Linked DNA regions of Homo sapiens: region 2 is linked to region 1. A link is an interaction called in ENCODE POLR2A ChIA-PET data of the cell type or tissue named here. Cell type or tissue: Panc1. All regions are shown on one strand. Links, peaks and the distances in the headings refer to the core of each region. The heading gives the core; the rest is flanking DNA. Region 1 overlaps PCCA (propionyl-CoA carboxylase subunit alpha). Region 2 overlaps PCCA (propionyl-CoA carboxylase subunit alpha).

Region 1 (10,627 bases), core at 3,440-8,439:
TGGCATCACAGCATTAGACCTGTGAATACATGTAACCCAGGAAGGCAAGATTCCCTGACCAAAATCTCACAAGCCAAACAGAAAAATGTTGGGAGGAAGGAAGAAACTGATGCAAGTTAGACTAGCTTTTTTGTTTTTGGTCTCGCTCTGTCACCCAGGCTAGAGTGCAGAGTGTGATCTTGGCTCACTGCAGCCTTGACCTCTTAGACTCAAGCAACCCTCCCACCTCAGCCTCCTCAGTAACTGGGACAACAGGTGCACCCCAACACACCCAGCTAATTTTCTTTTTTTTTTTTTTAAAGATGGGGGTCTCATTATATTGCCCACATTGGTCTGGAACTCCTGGCCTTAAGCAATCCTCCCGCTTTGGCCTCCCAAAGTGCTGGGATTACAGGCATAAGCCACTGAACCTGGCTGATACTAACTCTTAATTTAACCATTGAGCTATATTCTGAAATAATGTAACAGTAAGGTTTTCTACTCAACTTCTTATGCCAAATCGATTTCAGGCAGTACATATGCTGTCACCACACCATGGAGAAACAATACTTAGAAATCTGAAGAGGAGGGAAAAGAATAATCCACACAGATAATGTTAAATAATATCCAACAGTTCAGTCCCTCATCCCTACTTTCTTGTGTCCCTGCCACTCTAATTAAGATAAGTAAATGGGAAGTGGAAGGAAAAAAATATTTAGTCAAAAGTTGGCATTCCTGGAAAAATCAGAAATGATCAAGTTGATGGTACTTGTTACCCCTCACCTCATCTGGACATGAAATTTCCACTAATGTTCTCTCACATTTTCTCATCCACTGGAGCACTTACTTCTGTGCTTGACTCTTGTCTATACTGTATTTGTTTAATTTTGTATTCTTCAGCTGACATATGTTTGAAACAGAATGATAAGCGTTGGCTCTGTGTCCCCACCCAAATCTCATCTTGAAATGTAATAATCCCCATGTGCTGTGGGAGGGACCTGGCGGGAGGTGACTGAATCATGAGGGCGGTTTTCCCCACACTGTCCTCGTGATAGTGAGTGAGTTCTCATGAGATCTGATGGTTTCGTAAGTGTCTGGTATTTCCCCTGCTGGCACTCATTCTCTTCTTGCCTGGTGCCATGTTAAGACATGACTTTGCTCTTAATTCACCGTCCACCATGATCGTGAGGCCTCCCCAGCCATGTGTAACTGTGAGCCCATTAAACCTCTTTTTCTTTATACACTACCCAGTCTCAGGTATGTATTTATTAGCAGTGTGAGAATGGACTAATACACAGAGCATAACAAAATACAAATTCTACTCGTAAAAGGAGGTGAAAGTCCTAGTAGAAGAGACTGCTTTAAAAAAAAAAAAAAAAAAATCAGGCTCTAGTGCCCTTCCCAAGTTTTTCCTCACCTTCCAGGTCCTCTCATGGGATGCTTACTGCTACTACCTTACCTCACCCCAGACACAGAAGTGACTCCCCTACTGACACTGAACCTCCAACACAGAGACAGTCTCCACTCCTTATTCTCTTCTGCACAATAAAAGAGGCACTAATGCTTCCGAAAAGAAATCTACTAATACTATATGACAAAATATACGAAGAAAATACAGAAACTTAGGTTAGCAAAGTACTACAAAGTTTCCATTGCTACTTTTCTGGACTCAGTTTTCAAGGGCAGGTTTAAGTGCAGGACAGGACATCTTCTCTGGGTCCCTCACCTCCCAGCTACCAGTGCGTCTTACTTTCTACCACAAAGCAAGCAGCCTTCTTTCTAACTCTACTATCAAATTTGTATTCATCAGTTTAAAAAATGTTTACTGAATATACACTATAAGCCTTATCTGGCTCTCTGCAGGCTACAAAGGCCAACGATTCAGAAAACTCCCTGCTATCTAGCAGACAATGATATACAAACATACATGCATCTAAATATATGTCTGAGTCGGGTGGAGTGGCTCACACCTCTAATCCCGGCTACTTGGGAGGCTGAGCTGGGGGGACAGCTTGGGCCCAGGAGGTCAAGGCTGCAGTATTTCTTTATGTATATACACATATTAATATAAATAAATAAGTGCATGTATGTCTTATACACAATGTAAGATAGTGATGACTGCTATAACACGGAGGGAATAAATGTAACTGAGAGTGACAGGGTTACTGCTCCTTGAAAATGCTTCTCTGAGAAAACTAGTATTTAAACTGAGAACCTAATGACAAGATAGAGCGAGCACTCTGAAAATCAGTGAGGGGGGATGAGTCCAGACAGAAGGAACAAGTTGGAAGGTGTGATACAGGAAAGGGAAGTACCTAATACAGCATTTTAAAAGATCACTTTGGCTGCTGTGCAATGAATGAATGGTGAAAGGGCAAAGGTAGAAACAAGGAGCTGATGAGGAAGCCTTTGCAGCAGTCCAGCTAGCAACAGAGATAGAGAGAAAGACAAAGACTAGAGTTAGCGACAGTTTGGATGTGGAAGATAAGGGGATGAATGAAGGAAGATTCTAGGAGCTTAGGAGATTTTCCATTTAGTTATGGATTCCAAGTTAAAAAGAATTATCTTTTTTGACCAACTGATAATGTCACATTTACCTACTCAAGACACAATAAATAACCTTACTTTTCAAGCAAAACCCAAGCCACACATGGTAGCACAACCTGGTAACTTAAAAGCTGATAAAATGACACCCTATTGATGCAACAGTGGTACGCTGTATAATAAAGAATCTTATGTGGTTTTCTCACCTACAATTTCTTGAATTAAAATTTCATAGAATATACTAATGGGAAAGGAAAAATAAAAAGAAGGGAAAAGAAAAGTATTTCTTAGAAAATGTCTTATTCCTAATCCAGCGGTACTAATCAGAAATCTCTCATGAATCAAGGAGATGTGATGGGGAATGGGGATCTTCTTTAAATAACCAATTGCAAAACACCTATAATTAACTACAAGGCCTTTGTTTCCTCAAGGAAAGGTCCAAGGTAAAAAGAAAACAAAAGATATTTCAGGAAGTTGAACAGTCCTCTAGATGGATAGAATAGGCCCTGATATGGGTAATAGGACCTCAGAAGAGAAAAGACACCCCACTCCGAGAAAGAACTAGGACAGAAAGGAAGGAAATCCCCAGATGAAAGTTGCTCATGAGAATTACATAGATAGTACGCATTGCTTTGTTTCGTTTCTTTGTGCTCCTCTAATGTAAAGTAGTTCACTTGCCTTTTGAACCCCCTCAGCCTCCCCAGAAGGGAAAGTGTGGGTTTGTGTTTGTTGTTTTGTGCTGATGGCGGGGGGAGTTCTTCATGACCATGATATTTCTGAAGAACCCAGGGTGGTTGTTTGATAGAATATTCCACAATTTGAATATACCTGATTATTCACTCATTAAATTCAAGATGTTTAACAAATCTTAAATACAACATAGTTGATATTGTATCCTCGAGTTCTTCCATCGCATCAAAAGTAAAATAAAAAGTCAATTTATCCCAAACTGATAAAGCTTGATTACTTAAGATGGCATCCATTAAATTTCCTCACAGAAAGTATGCCATTTTTTCTTAGCAAATAATCTGTAGATTGATACTTTGAAACTGTGATGATCCTATATCCAAACAATTTTCACCCATTATTAAAAATGAACTTTAATGATTCTTGCTTTAGTCAATATCTACATTGTTCACTGCACAATGATTAAAAAAACATAAAGACAAAGATCTTTGCCTGTCTTCTTTGTTGTTTCTGCAGTGGCTGAAACTGCCTAAAGAATAACATGCAAAGTAAGAGTTACTAAGTAAATCTATTAGTTAATCTGAGCAGCTGTAAGTCATTATTTTTACTGCTGTAATCTATGTCACCTACAAACATACTGCAGCATTATCCATTCCACTGTGAATGAACATTCAGACTGTAACCTGTTCTATTTATATAACAATGGTCCTTTGAATATTTTTGTACTTGTTGTCTGGAACTTTGTATATGAGCTTCCTGGATCTATGTGTAAGAGCACAACTGCTGGATAGTATGAAACTCTTATAAATTCTTTATTTAAAAAGATCAAATCTATTCACTTTTCTTTATCTCAGTTATCATAATACTTAATCATAATACTTACACAAACTACCAGCAGTCCAGGACTCTTGTACTGGCCTACTAGCAGAACTCCCCACTACTACAGTTGCCCCCATCCAAGCCACATAGTGGTCAGTGAAATTTTCTTAAGGTATATATACTATTATATCTCTCTCCTGCCTACATCTTTCATGGGTTTACATTATACTACGAAAAAACCATAGACGTATAATGAAATAGAAATTATGAACCAAAGGACAGGAAGTGTGACGGGTAGAGAGACAGCATAATACAAGCTTGTTTAATCAGAACACGAGAAAGGACTATGCTAGACTTGCCCTAAGAAAACTTTTTTAAAGCCTAAAAGGCCTTAACCTAAACAAAATTAATGTACCTGCCAGACTAAACATCTATACCTTTTAAATAAAGGTAACAAAATCCAAACACACAATGTAACATTTACAATGTCTAGAATCCAATCAACAATTAAGAGATAGGTAAAGATGCAAAATGTGATTCATATCAGAAGGAAAATAGCTGACAGAAAGAAACCCAGAAATGAAGACTCTTAAAACAGTTGTTACAAATACTATTATAAGTTACAGCTATTACAAACAGGTAAAATGATTTGGAGAAAAAAATAAACATGATGAGATAAATAAGAAAAAAGCAAACATTTTAAAATTAAGTTTTTAGATATTAAAATGACTAAAAAATCCAATAATATATAAAAAGAATTATATACCATGACCAAATGGGATTTAATCCTGGTATGCAAAGCTGATTCAACATCCAAAAATCAATTAATGTAATCCATCACATTAACAGGCTAAAGAAGAAAAATCCTATGATCATATAAATAGATGCAGAAAAAGCATTTAACAAAAATCAACAATCACTGAGTTTAGCAAACTAGGAATAAAGAGAAATTTCTTGTACTTGATAAAGAATATACACAAAAAGCCTACAGTTAACATTACACTTAATGACAAGAAACTGGATGCCTTCTCCCAAAAATCAGGAAAAATACAAGAATGTCCCCTCTTACAACTCTTATTCAACATCTGACTGCAGATTCCAGCTTATGAAGTATGTTAAGAAAAGGAAATAAAGAGTAAACAGACTGGAAAGGAATAAATAGAACTGTCTTCACTAGTGGATAAGATGACTGTCTATGAAGGAATTCCAAAAAAATCAGCAATAACAACAAAATTCTTGGAACTGATAAGCAATTATAGTAAGGTTACAGAATACAAATTAATATACAAAAGATTATCACATTCCTATATACCAGCAGTGAACAACTGGAATTTGAAATTAAAATAGTGACATTTACATTAGCACTAAAGAAATAAAATAGGCATGAATCTTAAAATACATACAGTGTATCTATGAGGAAAACTACAAAACTCTGACGAAAGAAATGGATGAAAATCTAAATGTAGAGATAATCAATGTACATGGATAGGAAGATTCAATATTGTTAAGATATCAATCCTCCTCAACGTGATCTATAGGTTGAACACAATTAAAATCAAAGTCCTAGCAATTTATTTTGTAGATATCCACAAACTGATTCTAAAGTTTATATGGAAAGGAAAAGACCCAGAATAGGCATCACAATATTGAAGAAAAAGAACAAATTCAAAAGACTAACAATACCCAACTTCAAGACTTACTATAAAGCTACAGACATCAAGACAGTATGGTATTGTCTAAGACAGACAAATTACTCAAGAGCCCAGAAGTAGACCCACACAAATACAGTCAACTGAACTATGACAAAGAAGCAATGGCAATTAAATGCAGATAGTCTTTCCAAACAAAGGGTACTGGAATAACTGGATATTCATTATGCAAGAAAATTAATCTTGCCACAATCCTTATACCTTTCACAAAAATTAACTCAAAATGGATCTCAGACCTAAATATACATTGCAGAACTATAAAATTTCTAGAGAAAAAATAGAAGAACATCTAGGTGACTTTGGTTTAGCAATGAGTTTTTACATATAACACCAAAAGCACAAACCATTAAAAATTGGCACATTTAACTTCATTAAAATAAAAATTTCTGCAGCCCAAATAACATTCTTAAAAGAATAAAGACACAGCCGGGCATGGTGGCTGATGCCTGTAATCCCAGCACTTTGGGAGGCCGAGGTGGGCAGATCACCTGAGGTCAGGGGTTCGAGACCAGCCTGGCCAACATGGCAAAACCCCATCTCTACTACAAGTACAAAAAAAAAAAATTAGCCAGGCGTGGTGGCGGGTGCCCATAATCCCAGCTACTCAGGAGGCTGAGGCAGGAGGATCACTTGAACCCGGGAGGCGGAGGTTGCAGTGAGCCAAGCTCGCGCCACTGCACTCCAGCCTGGGCAACAAGAGTGAGACTCCATCTCAAAAAAAAAGAATAAAGACATAAGTTCTAGACTGGGAGAAAATATTTACAAAACCCATACCTAAGAAAGAACTTGTATCCAAAATACACAGAGCTCTTAAAACTCAACCAGGAAACAAACCACCCAATTGAAAAATTAACAAAAGATTTGAAGAGACATCTCAATAAAAAAGAAACACAGATAGCAAATAATAGCATGAAAAGATGCTCAATATTATATGTCATGAGGGAACTGCAAACTGAAACTATGAGATACTACTATGTGCCTATTAGAATGGCTAAAATCCAAAACACTGACAACACTAAATGTTGCCAAAGATGAAGGACACCTGAAGGAATGTCTCCAAGTTGAAATTTCTATAGCAAGCACTGAAACAATAGAAATAGAGTATAAAATTTCCAACATAGTGGAGGGAGGAATGGGAAGGGGACATAAAATAAGAACAAGAGACATTTTTTTTAAAGTCGTCATCAAAAAGAAGCCAAGAAAGAAAACAGAATCCAAAGAATGGAACAAACAAAACCCCCAAAAAGTAGATTATATAAATAAATCAAAATATAATTTTAAATACAATAAATATAAATGGACTAAACTCTCCAGCTAAAAGACAAGCTCCAGCAGGCTGAATAGAAAAACAATAAAATAAAAATCCAGTCCAAATTTAGATGTGCACTTACAAGAGACACACCTAAAACAACAGTTCACTGGCAGATGAAAAAGATAAAGAATGATACAAGGATAAAACAAAAATAAGCTTGTTTAGGAATATTAATATCATAATTAGACTTGAAAACAAAAATTGGTCATTATGTTTTGATAGCCAAGGAAACACGATACACTGTAATACACCTATTATCTAAACAGGGACAAAACCTAACGAGCAAGGAAAAATTGGAAAATCACTTTTTCAAATATAGGTCCATCAGATATCCAAAAACATCACAAAAAGGCTGGATGTGGTGACTCATGCCTATAATCCCAGCACTTTGGGAGGCCGAGGTGGGCGGATTACTTAAGGTTAGGAGTCCGAGACCAGCCTGGCCAACATGGTGAAACCTCATCTCTACTAAAAATACAAAAAAATTAGCCAGGTGTGGTGGCAGGCACCTGTAGTCACAGCTACTCGGGAGGCTGAGGCAGGAGAATTGCTTGAACCCGGGAGGCAGAGGTTGCAGTGAGCCCAGATTGTGCCAATGCACTCCAGCCTAGGTGACAGAGCGAGACTTTGTCTCAAAAAAAAAAAAAAAAGGCCGGGCACGGTGGCTCACACCTGTAATCCCAGCACTTTGGGAGGCAGAGGCGGGCAGATCATGAGCTCAGGAGATCAAGACCATCCTGGCTAATATGGTGAAACCTCGTCTCTACTGAAAATACAAAAAATTAGCCGGGCGTGGAGGCAGGCACCTGTAGTCCCAACTACTTGGGAGGCTGAGGCAAGAGAACGGTGTGAACCTGGGAGGGGAGCTTGCAGTGAGCCGAGATCATGCCACTGTACTCCCGTCTGGGCGACAGAGTGAGACTCTGTCTCAAAAAAAAAAAAAAAAAAAACCCACACAGGCTGGGCGCAGTGGCTTATGCCTGTAATCTCAGCACTTTGGGAGGCCAAGGTGGGCGGATGACCCGAGGTCAGGAGTTCGAGACCAGCCTGGCCAACATGGTGAAACCCCATCTCTACTAAACTATAAAACTTGGTCGGGCATGGTGGTGGGTGCCTGTAATCCCAGCTACTCAGGAGGCTGAGACAGGAGAATCACTTGAACCCGGGAGGCGGAGGTTGCATTGAGCCAAGATCGCACCATTGCACTCTAGCCTGGGTGACAGAGTGAGACTCCATTGTCTTAATTAAAAAAAAAAAAAAAAACTCACTAGAAGTTTTGAATATCCCAATAGGTAGGTTTGACCTCTTGAGTTTTCTATAAGACATTGCATATAATAATTTGAGAATATACACTCTTTTCAGGAACATACAGAATATGTATCAGAGTGACTTATTCCTTAGCCATAAAGCAATTTTCATCAAATCTGAAAGATTTTTAAATGAAAAACATGATACTCTCTGACCACAAAGCAATTAAGTTAGAAATCAATAATAATAAAAAACTATTTTTTTTTCAGTTATTTAGAAATATATCACTAGGCTTGGCATGGTGGCTCACACTTGTAATTCTAGCACTTTGGGAGGCCAAAGCAGGAGGATCAGTAGAGCCCAGGAATTTGAGACCAGCCTGGGCAACATGGCAAAACCCTGTCTCTACAAAAAATACAAAAACAACAACAACAACAAAAATTAGCCAAAAGTGGTGGCATGTGCCTGTAGTCCCAGCTACTCCAGTGGCTGAGGTGGGAGGATCGCTTGAGCCTAGGAGGTTGAGGCTACAGTGAGCCGTGATCACACCACTGCACTCCAGCCTCAATGACAGAGCAAGACTCTATCTCAAAAAATTAAAGAATTAAAATACATCACCAAATAACATATGAGTCAAAATCATAGCAGAAATCTGAAATTACTTAGAAATGAACAATCATGAAAAATATATCTCAAAGTTATTAAGTACAGTTTTCTGCCCAGATCCCTAGTTCAGGACATTGCCCCAACTGTTGTAAGTATTGTCAACCAAAAGCTGACTTGTCCTCGGCTTTCTGCCTAAGGTCATGCCCCTTCCTAGGGGCAGCCCACACCCCCTAGATAGTTGATACAGGTGTATAAAGGCTGAATCCTCTTGCCCGAACTTGGAACAACTAAAAAAGACCAACAAATATTCACAGCTCTCTAAATTATTAGCTGATGGCTTTGTTGAGAGAGAATCAATTCAACTTTTCCCTTGGCTCAGTTTCCTTCATTCCCCCTCAGGTATTGGTCCCAAAATTATTTCCCCCAATAAGCTTCCAGAGTCTACCTCCAAGGGATTACAAGCTATGATAAGAGGAGTACATTTCAAAAGCTGTTACAGTGATGTAGGCAAGGGATGACACTACCTTAAACAAAGAGAATAGCAACAGAAATGCAGAGAAGTAGATAAATTCAAGAAATATTTAGGAGATGGTGGTGACAATCTGCAAATTTCAAAGCCACACAATGAGATATAATAGTAAACACCTTGTCATGAAGAATGTCTTATTGATGATTACCAAAACTGAGGCTTTTCTGTGTCCTGCCTCTGTAATCTATGACATTGCAGATGGTGGAAACTCCATCAGCCTTAGCCACTGAATAAGGATAGCATAGAACAAAATGCCTCCTTCTCACCCTACAACCTGACGAATGAGAATTGAACACACAGAATGAAGAAAAACTAAATCTGTGTTGTTTAAAGTGACAGGAGAGGGGCTGTAAAAATGTGGTATAGTCGAGGTCTGGTGAACTAATGACAACTCCACAAACTCCAATTAAATTTAGCATATTACTAGAGTTTTCCAAGGAATCTAGTTCAGAATCTACTGGGAAATTTGGCTGCCATGCACCATGTGACTAACACTGAAAAATTCCTGCTGTAGATACAAACAAGGAAACAGTTTAAATTCAAACAAATTGGGGAAATACACTCTACTATCAATGCATTACTCATTTTTTATTTGATCATAATTTTCCACTGATTTTATTGCTCTCTTTAAATCACAAAATAGTTATATTTAGTTTCATCATTATCAGTTTAGTTTTGGAGTATCATTCGAGTTGGCAGACCTCAGACTGAGGTGATGCACATTTGCATCAATACTATTTGGGGTCTGTAATTATCCAGTAACTAGTAAACATATATATGTTGGAGTCTATGATTTATCCACATCTCTACTACTGCGCACACACACACACACACACACACACACACACACACAGCCTTTCCTCAGTCTGTCATACACATATATACAAATAACTATATAAACATATTTAAATAAGAATCAATATTCAGTACCTACAAAAATATAATCCAGATGTATTATACACTAAACAAACCAATACATGACACTATTTTATGACACTATTTCTTTGGCAGAGAAAGGAAAAACTGATTTTGCCTGCCTATTTCTCTCTACTTAGGCAAATAAAAATACTAGATCCCTAACTCTGCTCCAGGGATCGGAAATCAGTGCATTTCAGTGCCCAGATTAGAGCAAAACGCTTCACACACAGGAAGTTTCCAAACAAAAAAAGCAATGTTTTTTTCACATTACAATGT
Region 2 (10,546 bases), core at 5,489-10,488, 180 kb before region 1:
AAAATCAGATTGACTGTGGGTCCAGTCTTTGCAACTTTGTAACTTCACTCCAGTCTCTGAATGGTTGCTGTCCAAAACCAATCAGACTGATTGCCAGCCAAGTCTTCATTTGCATAAGAGTATAACTTTGCAACATGTTTGCACAGGAGTGTGACCTTTGTAACTTCACTTCAGCCTCTGGTTGGCTGCTTTCTGCAACCTTATAGGCTGCAACTTCATTTACATGAGGTGAGTATAAAGTAATCAATGGAAAACTTCTAGCAGGTATTTGGAACCAAGAAGATTCGGTATCCGGGCCCTTGAGCCACTGCTCAGGCTCGCTCCCACACTGTGGAGTACAGTTTCATTTTCTTTCTCTCTCTCTCTTTTTTTTTTTATTTGAGACAGAGTTTCGCTCTTGTTGCCTAAGCTGGAGTGCAATGGCTCGATCTCAGCTCACTGCAACCTCCACCTCCTGGGTTCAAGCAATTCTCCTGTCTTTGCCTCCCAAGTAGATGGGATTACAGGCATGCACCACCACACTAGGCTAATTTTGTATTTTTAGTAGAGACGGGGTTTCACGATGTTGGCCAGACTGGTTTCAAACTCCTGACCTTAGGTGATCCACCTGCCTCGGCCTCCCAAAGTGCTGGGATTACAGGCATGAGCCACCACACCTGGCCGCCTATACTTTTGTTTTCAATAAATCCCTGTTTTTGTTCTGTTGTTGCTTCATTGTTTGCTTTGCTGGACATGTTGTCCAATTCTTTGTTCAAAACGCCAAGAACCTGGATAACTTGCAATCATGACCCTCTACCAGTGACAGTATACACCAAAATACAACTTACTTTTAAAGGAATTTAATGGGTAATATTAAACTTATGAAGTTTACCAATGAAAACCAGGAACATGAATACACGTGATCGGACTGGATGAATCGGGAGCTAATTCCTGAAGCAAAGGTAAGTTGCCTTCCCAACTACTTACTCATCTAATCAGATAAAGAAGTTAAATGCTCCTTAATATGGTTTGGATGTGTCCGCTCCAAATCTCTTGCTGAAATGTGATTCTCGACATGGCAGGTGGGGCCTGGTGGGAGGTGTTTGGATCACAGAGGTAGATCTTGGTTGTTTAAAAGAGTGGGGCACCTCCCCGTTCTCTCTCACCCTCATTCCTGCTCTTGCCCTGTGATGCTCCTCCTCCTGCTTTGCCTCCACCATGACTGAAAGCTCCCTGAGGCCTCCCTCCCCAGAAGCTGAGCAGATGCTGGCACCATACTTCCTGTACAGCTGGCAGAACCATGAGCCATTTAAACCCGTTTTCTTGATAAATTATGCAGTCTCAGGTTTTTCTTTATAGCAATATAAGAACAGATGAACGCACTACTTTTCATGGAATCACAGGGGTTCAGCAACAAAAAGAAGTAGACGCCAAGTACCCATACATCTTTAAGTCAGATGCTAGCCAAGGCTACCTGGTAGAATGTGCTAGGAAGCTGTGGGACCAGTGACTGTCCATCTCCCACCTTAAAAGAATAAAAGAGGAAAATTAATTTGAGGAGGTCGAATTCTTAAGCTTAGAATTTAAGGCTGAACTCTGCTTAAGCTACGTGAAAGCGACTTCATGAGAATCACTTATTCATGCGAATTCTTAGAGACAGACCAAGAAGAGAAGCTTGTACTTTGTTGGTTTGGTGAGGCAAGGACTTATTACTATTTCCTGTGGCCAGACGTGGATTGTGCAGGAGAAAAGCAGGCGGGGTCATTATGAGGGACCATGCCCAGTGAGAACATTCAGAGTCAACACAGTAGTTGCTCAGGAGACCAAAGGCAACTGGAAAAGACAGGAGGCATTAAGTGTTCTGCAGGTGAGAAGTTCCCCCAAATCCACATGAAAGTATCCCAGGGCTACCGGCCAGCTTTGGACATCTGCCATGCCCCAAGAGAGTGAATGCCAGGTTGCCTCTGCCCCAGAAAACCTGGTTCTTCCTGCCATGCTCTTCTCATCTTTACCCCATACTGCAAATTCTGAGAGACCCAATATAGCAGCTCTGAAGTAGAAAAGGGTATTGTTGAGGCTCAGAAAATGATACCCCAAAGAGAAGGCCTCAGAAGTAACCTCAGAACTAAGATCTCTGACCTTCTGCCTTCCTGTCTCTCACCCCTCATTCTCTCCTGAGATGAGTCACAGACATCAGAATTCCTCTCCCGCAAAGACAACTATGAAACCAGAAAGAGGACTCTAACCCCTCCCTGCCTTTCTAAGAGCTGCTCATAAAGAAATTCTCTGGCCTACCCTTCTCTACAACAGTAGCAGGTCATAAGACCGTCATCCCAGATGGGTCTTGTCCCATACCTGGGAGGAAGAAATAGTACAAGAGAGGCCAGGAAGATCTGAACATAGGCCTTGCTGGGTTCCTCTCAGCCTACTAGCATTCACTTACATTCTTTGTCCCATCAGTTTTACACGGCTGCCCATTCTTCATTAAACCTAAGCATTAAAATGGACAGCTTTCCTTGTATCTTTGGATCTCTGTTCTGAAGACTCTCATGTCACATAAAACTTTGATTAAATAAATCAGTTATACTTTTCTCTTGTTAACCTGTCTTTTGTTATAGGAGTGTCTGCCATGGACACCCTTATGATGGGGAGGAGTGGGATCACACCCTTTTGCCCCTACAATATAAAGCAAGCAAGAAGAAAGCAACATTCTCCTCTGCACTAGTAAAGGTTTCTCAGTGTGAGGTCAAACTGAGTTTAGAGAGGAGAGGTTTTACCAGTTTTGATATTACAATGAACTAGACTTTGAAACACACCCTCCTCTCCCAAATACAGTATGGCTTGTTTATTACCTGGTAGCAACATTACAGACTGTTAGAATGGTATGTGGTTTTATATATGGGAAGGAAAGAAGTTGAAATAAAGGGTTTAAAAAAAAAAACAGCTCTAAGAAACTTGCTTCTACTTGGACTGAAAAAAGTGCCACTTGTGCAGTGAACTGGTTACAGAGTAATACCAATATAGGAAGGACACATCCTAGAAGTATTCGGAATGCTTTTTCTTCAGTTACTATCTAGATAAGTCCTGCTCCACAATGAGATACCACTTCACCCCCAATAGGATGGCTATTATTAAAAAACAAAACAAAACAGAAAATAACAAGTGTTAACAAAGATGGCACGAAACTGAAATTATTGTGCACTGCTAATGGGAATGTAAAATGGTGCAGCAACTATGGAGGTTCCTCAAAAAATTAAACATACAATTACCACGTGATCCAGCAATTCCACTTCTGGGCATATGCCCAAAAGAATGGGGTACTCAAACAGATATTTGTACACCCATGCTCATGGAAGCATAATTCACAGCAGCCAAAAGGTAGAAACAACCCAAATGTCCGTTGACAGAGGAATGGATAAACAACATGTAGTATATTCACACAATGGAATATTATTCAGCCATAAAAAGGAAAGACATCCTGTCACATGCTATAACCTGGATGAACCTTGAAGACAGTATGCTAAGTGAAATAAGCCAGTCACAAAAGACAAATACTATACCATTTCATTTATAGGCGGTACCCATACCCACAGTAGTCAAATTCATAGAAACAGAAAGTGGTTTCTATGCATGGAAACATAGGTTTCTCTCAAACTCAACCCCCTTTTTCTCTACACTGCTTGCACCCTAGTGGAGGATGAAGGCAGTAATAGGATTGTCTTCTAAATGAACTCCATCTCCACTTCACCCTTCAATCCCTTAACCCCTCCTCTATTATGAGGACACATTAATATTCTACAATGGCATTTTGATGGACGTTACTGTACTCTGCAAAAAGTTGTAATATCTCCACTGCTGACTGAAAAGCATAGATTCTTCAGGCTCTCATTCACTATCTGGTCCTCCAACCTATTTTTCCATGTTTAGCTCTCATTACTTCCCTAAATGAATACTTCCCAATTTGCCTGTTGATTCACAAACACGTTTTTCTAAGGTGTATCTCAAATATCATCTGATGCCCTTGGCTAAGGGTTTCCAGAAGATTAACAAAAAATAAAAGAGTGCAACTGACTGAGAGCTCACAGAAGCAAATATACTGAGGATCGTATTAAGCGAAAAATCATCTTTTTATTTACAATTAATTGAGAATCACAGAAACCGCTTTTAAAGAATTTCGGGGTTGGAAAGGTGAGGTGGTGGCAAGGTAGTAAGGGAAGAGAAGCACGACTATCATTAAATTGTGCTGGCATAACGAGTTATCTGTTTGTTTGTTTATTTATTTATTTATTTATTTATTTTTGAGATGGAGTCTTGCTTTGTTGCCCAGGCTGGAGTGCAGGGGTCCAGCCTCTTGAGCAGCTGGGACTGCAGGTGTGCACCACCATCCCCGGTTAATATTTTGTATTTTCAGTAAAGACAGGGTTTCACCATGTTACAGGTCAGACTGGTCTGGTATCAAACGCCTTACCTCAGGTGATCCACCCGCCTCGGCCTCCCAAAGTGCTGGGATTACAGGCTTAAGCCACCACACCCGGCCTGGTATCTGTATTTTATTTTATTTATTATTATTATTTTTTTTGAGATGGAGTCTCACTCTGTCACCCAGGCTGGAGTGCAGTGGCGCGATCTCAGCTCACTGCAAGTTCTGCCTCCTGGGTTCACACCATTCTCCTGCCTCAGCCTCCCACGCAGCTGGGACTACAGGCGCCCGCCACCACACCCAGCTAATTTTTTGTATTTTTAGTGGAGATGGGGTTTCACTGTGTTAGCCAGGATGGTCTCGATCTCCTGACCTCGTGATCCACCCACCTCGGCCTCTCAAAGTGCTGGGATTACAGGCGTGAGCCACTCATACCGTGTACAAAAATCAATCCCATGAGGATTAAGTAGTTAACTTTGAAAAGCACAATTTAAAAAGGTTTAAAAGAAAATATAGGTATCTTTGTGAGCTTAGGAGTAGAACAAGATTATCTACACAAACGCAAAACACACAAACCATAAAGGAAAATATTGAAAATTCTGACATTAAATCTTGCCTTAAAACTTAACTTGGATAACTTAAAACAATAAAAACAGAAGCTACTTTATCAACACATACGACAAAAAGGAGCCATAACGCAGGAAGAACTTTTATGAGTCAATAAGAAAAAGATAATCCAATTTAAAAAGTGGGCAAAAGTCATGAGCAGATATTTTACAGAAGAGAAAACAAGAGAGCCAATAAATATATATTTTCAATGTTCATTGTCATACTAATCAGGGAAGTATACATTAAAACCATAATGAGATGCCATCTAAACCCACCAGTCAGGAAAAACCTAAGTAGTCTGGGAAGGCCAAGGGTTCACCAGGATGTGAAAAAAAATGTTAAGGGCACAGATTCCTTGGTTCAAATTCTGGCACTCCCATTTACTACCAGATGGGAAAGCAATTTAGCCTCTACAAGCTTCTGTTTTCCCAAATACAAAATGAGGGATAACACTAGTACGTACTTTATTGGGTTTTTGGGGGCATTCATACATACAAAGTGCTTAGAACAGTCAGTGCCGGGCATAATAAGTACAGAATAAGGTTAGTTCATTGTTCTCATTGTGACTATCATCTTCACTACTGATGGGCACATAAGCTGGTACAGCCACACAGAGAAACCCACCTGGCCTTGCCATGCAGGAATGAGAAAGCACAGGCCCCACAGCATGGCTGTTATACCGGCACATGACCTGGAGAACCTCCTATGTCAAGAGGAAACAGGAAGTAGGGTGTTCATACAAGCATCACTGTGACAACAAAATAAGGAAAATAACACAGATGTCTATTTAGAGGAGAATAAGTAATTGGTGGTAATATTAATATGATGTATGGAAGTAGATAAACTGCAGCTATAGGCAGCAACATGGGCCAGGCTCACAAACATCATGCTGGTGGGGAGAAGACAACTCCTGGAGGAACACAGAGAGGATGGGGGCAATTACAAGGTTCAAAAACAAGAGCAGCTCAACAAGATACTGCTCACAGTGTTGGTGTATTCATAAATATCCCTAAAGAAAAGCAAGGTAGTGATCAATTTAAAACTCATAATGGTGTTCTTCAGGGACACTGGAAAGGAGGATTTAATCAAGGAAGAATGATACAAATAGCACTGATAATGTTTTGGTTTTTTGTTTGTTTGTTTGTTTTTGAGACGGAGTTTCACTCTTGTTGCCCAGGCTGGAGTGCAATGGCGCGATCTCAGCTCACCACAACCCGGGTTCAAGGGATTCTCCTGCCTCAGCCTCCTGAGTAGCTGGGATTACAGGCATGCGCCACCATGCCTGGCTAATTTTGTATTTTTAGTAGAGACGGGGTTTCTCCACGTTGGTCAGGCTGGTCTCGAACTCCGAACCTCAGGTGATCTGCCTGCTTCGGCCTCCCAAAGGCTAGGATTACAGGCGTGAGCCACAGTGACCAGCCTGTTTTCTTTTTTTTAATCTAGATAGTGGGTAAACAGGTTTTCATTGGGTCATTCTTTAGCTTTTATATAGATATAATAAATATTTTTGGCTGGGTGTGATGGCTCACACCTGTAATCCCAGCACTTTAGGAGGCTGAGGCAGGTGGATGACCTGAGGTCAGGAGTTCGAGACCAGCCTGGCCAACATGGCGAAACCTCATCTCTACTAAAAATACAAAAATTAGCGAGGCATGGTAGTGCGTGTCTGTAATCCCAGCTACTCCAGAGGCTGAGGCAAGAGAATCGCTTGAACCCGAAAGACAGAGGTTGCAGTGAGCCAAGATCGTACCACTGCACTCCAGCCTGGGCAACAGAGGGAGGCTGTGTCTCAAAATAATAATAATACATATTATTTTATATTAAATGAGGTTTAATAATAAAATTTAATGATACAAGTTAATGATAAATAGTAATATTTAATACTATTTAAGAATATAAAGTTTATATGTATGCTCAAAAATCCAGAGAAAAAAGAATTGTAGTTATTACTTTAAAGTACCTACAGTTACTATAGTAATCAATTACTACAGTAATCAATTTCAAGTGATTACTGTAAAATCACTTGAAAAATGCCTTTGGTAATATTCATCCCTTATTTCTCAGAATAAACAATTGCAAAGAGACACACAAACACTTATAATTGCATTTCGTAGCTATCTGCTTGGAGGTGTTAAGCTGGAACTCTTGGAGCAATGCAGCCCAGGAAGCAAGCAGAGAGAGAAAAGGGGGAGTCAGGAATAGAATTTGGAGGTTTGCCCATGCTAACAGTGGTCAGAAGAGAAATCAGCAGATGACTGTAAAGCCACCAGTTCTTTCTCCTGTCACGCTTGCAGATCCCTTCTGCACACAGTGCCCTCATCCCCACAGCTGCTGAGACTTCTTACCTCCGAATCCCTAACATCTGCTGACTTCTCTCTTTGCCTCCAATCTTCACCTCATGCTTCTTCAAGCCACTCTCCACAAAGCAGCCAAAAACCAAAAAAACCTCGTAAGCTACAATTCTGTTCAATCATCACTTCCTTACTGAAAGCTCTTCCACGGGTCCCTACTGACCTAGGGATAAAGTAGAGCCTCTCCTATGTCCTTAATAAGGCTCATGTGACTCGGTTCCTACCCACCTTGCTGGGGCACACCACTCCTCAGCTCATTCTCTGACTACAAAGGTTTAAAGCAGAGGGTGTCCAAATGTGGCCCAGACCAGCAGCATTACCTGGGGGCTTGCCAGAAATGCAGACCTAGCCCAGACCTGCTAAATCAGAGTAAGCTATGGGTGGGTCCAACAACTTGAGTTTCCACAAGGCTTCTAGTTGATTCTGAAGCATATTAAAGTTTAAGCATCTCTGGTTTAAAGCATGAATGACAGGTAATTATAATTTGAAGAAGAATGTGATAGGAAAAATCGCAAAGTACTATAGCATAGTGGGGGAAAGCACACATGACTGCCACGGACCAAGTTTTTGCTCTGCTTCTTCCTAGCTTTGTGATGCCCAGGAAGTTACATAGCTTGCCTCAGCATCCTGCAATGCTTGATGGCAAGGATCCTACCTACAGCAAGACTGCTCGGATTTAAATCATGGATCTAGGCTGAGGGTGTGGGGGGGGTGGGGGTGGGGGTGGGGGGTAGGGGGGGTCGGGGAGGAGGCAGGGTTGCTTGAGCCCAGGAGTTCCAAACCAGCCTGGGCAACATAGTGAGGCCTCATCTCTACAAAATAAACAAAATTAGCTGGGTGTGGTGGCAGGCACACCTGTAGTCCCAGCTACCTGGGGGGCTCAGGTGGGAGGATCGCTGGAGCCTGGGAGGTCAAAGCTGCGGTGAACCCAGATTGTGCCATTGCACTCTAGCCTAGGTGACAGAGCGAGATCCTGTCTCATTTAAAAAGAAAAAAAAAAAATCATGGCTTTACCTCTTACTAGCTGGTGACCTTGAGTAAGTCACTTACTTTTCTCTGAGCCTCAGTTGTCTCATTTATAAAACTATAAATAGCACCTACTTCATACAATTGTGAAGATCAAAGAAGTTCATATCTGTACTATGCTTAAAACTACACCTGATAACACAGTAAGCACTGTGTGTTATTTATTATTACTACAATTGTTATTATCTTCATAGGGGCCACATTACATTTTTGGAAAGAGTCGATATAATGCTAATGCCTACAGAAAGTAAATAAAATCCATCCCCTTTCACAAGGAAAAACTCTCCTTACCTTTTTTTTTTTTTTAGGTAAACGACTGTTTTTCCTAGTACACCATTTACCTCTCTGAGTTTATTTCCTTCCAATTAGAGAGTACTTAACTTGATGCAACGACCTCTTCCTAAGAGTCAAGGGATCTCTCTTTAAGGGGTCACTTATTTCAGACACATTAATTCTTTTAGTAGCAAAGTACTTACAGGATTAAAAAGGGATTTACCGAACATGATCCCTACACTAGGGAAAATATTTTTGATTATTCTACATATGTATCCCTATTAATCTAGCTATAAATTCTACATGTAAAAGTGCCATCAAGACAACTATCTGCGCACTCACTGAAAAGGATGATGAAAGTAACACAATACAAAAAATTTGCATAATAGGAGTTTGTACCTCTTTCTTCTGACTACTGAGAGTTAACACTATGTCCCTCTGACAAACACTTGAGCCATAACATATTCGATGCACTGTACAGTCTATCGAACATAAACCAGTATAACAAAACCACAGTTTTTTGTTTGTTTGTTTTGTTTGTTTGTTTTGGAGACAGAGTCTTGTTCTGTTGCCCAGGCTGCAGTGCAATGGCGTGATCCTGGCTCACTGCAACCTCTGCTTCCCAGATTCAAGTGATTCTCCTGCCCTGGCCTCCCAAGTAGCTAGGAATACAGGCGCCCGCCACCACACCCGGCTAATTTTTGTATTTGTAGTGGAGACAGGGTTTCACTGTCTTTGGCCAGGCTGGTCTGGAACGCTTCACCTCAGGTGATCCGCCTGCCTTGGCCTCCCAAAGTGCTGGGATTACAGGCGTGAGCCACCGTGCCCAGACACCACAGTTTTTAAAGACATAATAATACATGGATCTAAGTAATGTGAAATTATGTAGTGATATTTTTTTCAAGAGTCTTAAACTATTTCAACTCATAATTTATACTGATATAATATTATATAAAGTTATATAATATGAGTTAAGTTATAAAATATGAGAAAAGACAGGAGTTAGAAAATTAAAAAAATGAGAAAAAATATACTGGGACAAGTCACAAAACCAAAGTCAAAATATAGGGCTTATTACCAAGAGTTCAAGGTTACTTGGAACCATAGAGATAATATATCAATTGAAACTGACTTAGAAATCAGTTCAGTCATCACATAGTTTTTGTGGATTCTGATGTCCACTATCCCGGTCTCTCATAGAGGTAGATAAGAATCAGGTATGGAGTAAGTAGTCTTAATCTGTGATTATCCTGATTTCTCAAGGTTTTTAAAACCAGTTTCCTGTGTAAAATCAAGTTAAGATGATTTTCATAAAAAAGAACAAAGAATGAGCATTTAATGCTATGGGTGGGGCTAGATTTTTATTAGCCTGTGATAGCCACATGTTCCATGATTTTTTTTTTTTTCCTAAAACGCTAAACCTCAAATATGAGGTAAGGTGAAGAATTTTGGCAGAATCTCTTTTCATAACTTTCTACTTTAAAATGGAAGTCACAGGTTACAAAAAATGTTCTATCGACTCTGGGTTCCAAGGCATCTCCTCAAGGCAGGACATTTTATATTGAGGCGAAAAGAAAGATTAATAAGTTAAGATTACTAAATTTTTAAAGGACATCAGTGAGCTGTGGAAAGTCAACCTGAATAACACAAGTTTTACTAGCCTAACACTACGTAATTTCAACTGCACAGAAAAGAAAGGTAACAAAGTAAGTTGTATTTTACAACTAAAAACCCACAGAGGAAAAAAAAAAACAGCTAATCTAGCATTTTTAGAAAAGCCTGCAGAATTCCTTGTTTACAACAAAGTACAATACATGAACCTTCTTGGATTGTCTGAAAAAAGAAAACATTAAATGCTCAGGTTAAAACTTAAGATCCTCTAAAATAA

What was found. ChIA-PET counts read pairs that join two places held together with the same protein. Peaks named below come from ENCODE experiments on the same cell type or tissue, not always from the same donor. Only the 100,000 strongest peaks of a DNase experiment are listed, where the experiment ranks them.
Region 2: POLR2A ChIA-PET joins it to region 1 with 7 read pairs; 2 of 35 experiments call an interaction of 5 or more read pairs at or near these places.

What each region holds. Positions count from the first base shown.
Region 1 is chr13:100,244,589-100,255,215 of GRCh38, reverse strand. The region is part of intron 8 of PCCA (propionyl-CoA carboxylase subunit alpha); the gene reads right to left. Among named protein-coding and RNA genes, the nearest start is that of PCCA, 160 kb to the right of the region's middle. In Panc1, for the core only: no CTCF peak of the experiment used is centred there; no DNase peak of the experiment used is centred there.
Region 2 is chr13:100,425,878-100,436,423 of GRCh38, reverse strand. All of the region lies in intron 20 of PCCA (propionyl-CoA carboxylase subunit alpha), which reads right to left. Among named protein-coding and RNA genes, the nearest start is that of PCCA-AS1, 50 kb to the left of the region's middle. In Panc1, for the core only: no CTCF peak of the experiment used is centred there; no DNase peak of the experiment used is centred there; H3K27ac peaks cover 2,628 bases.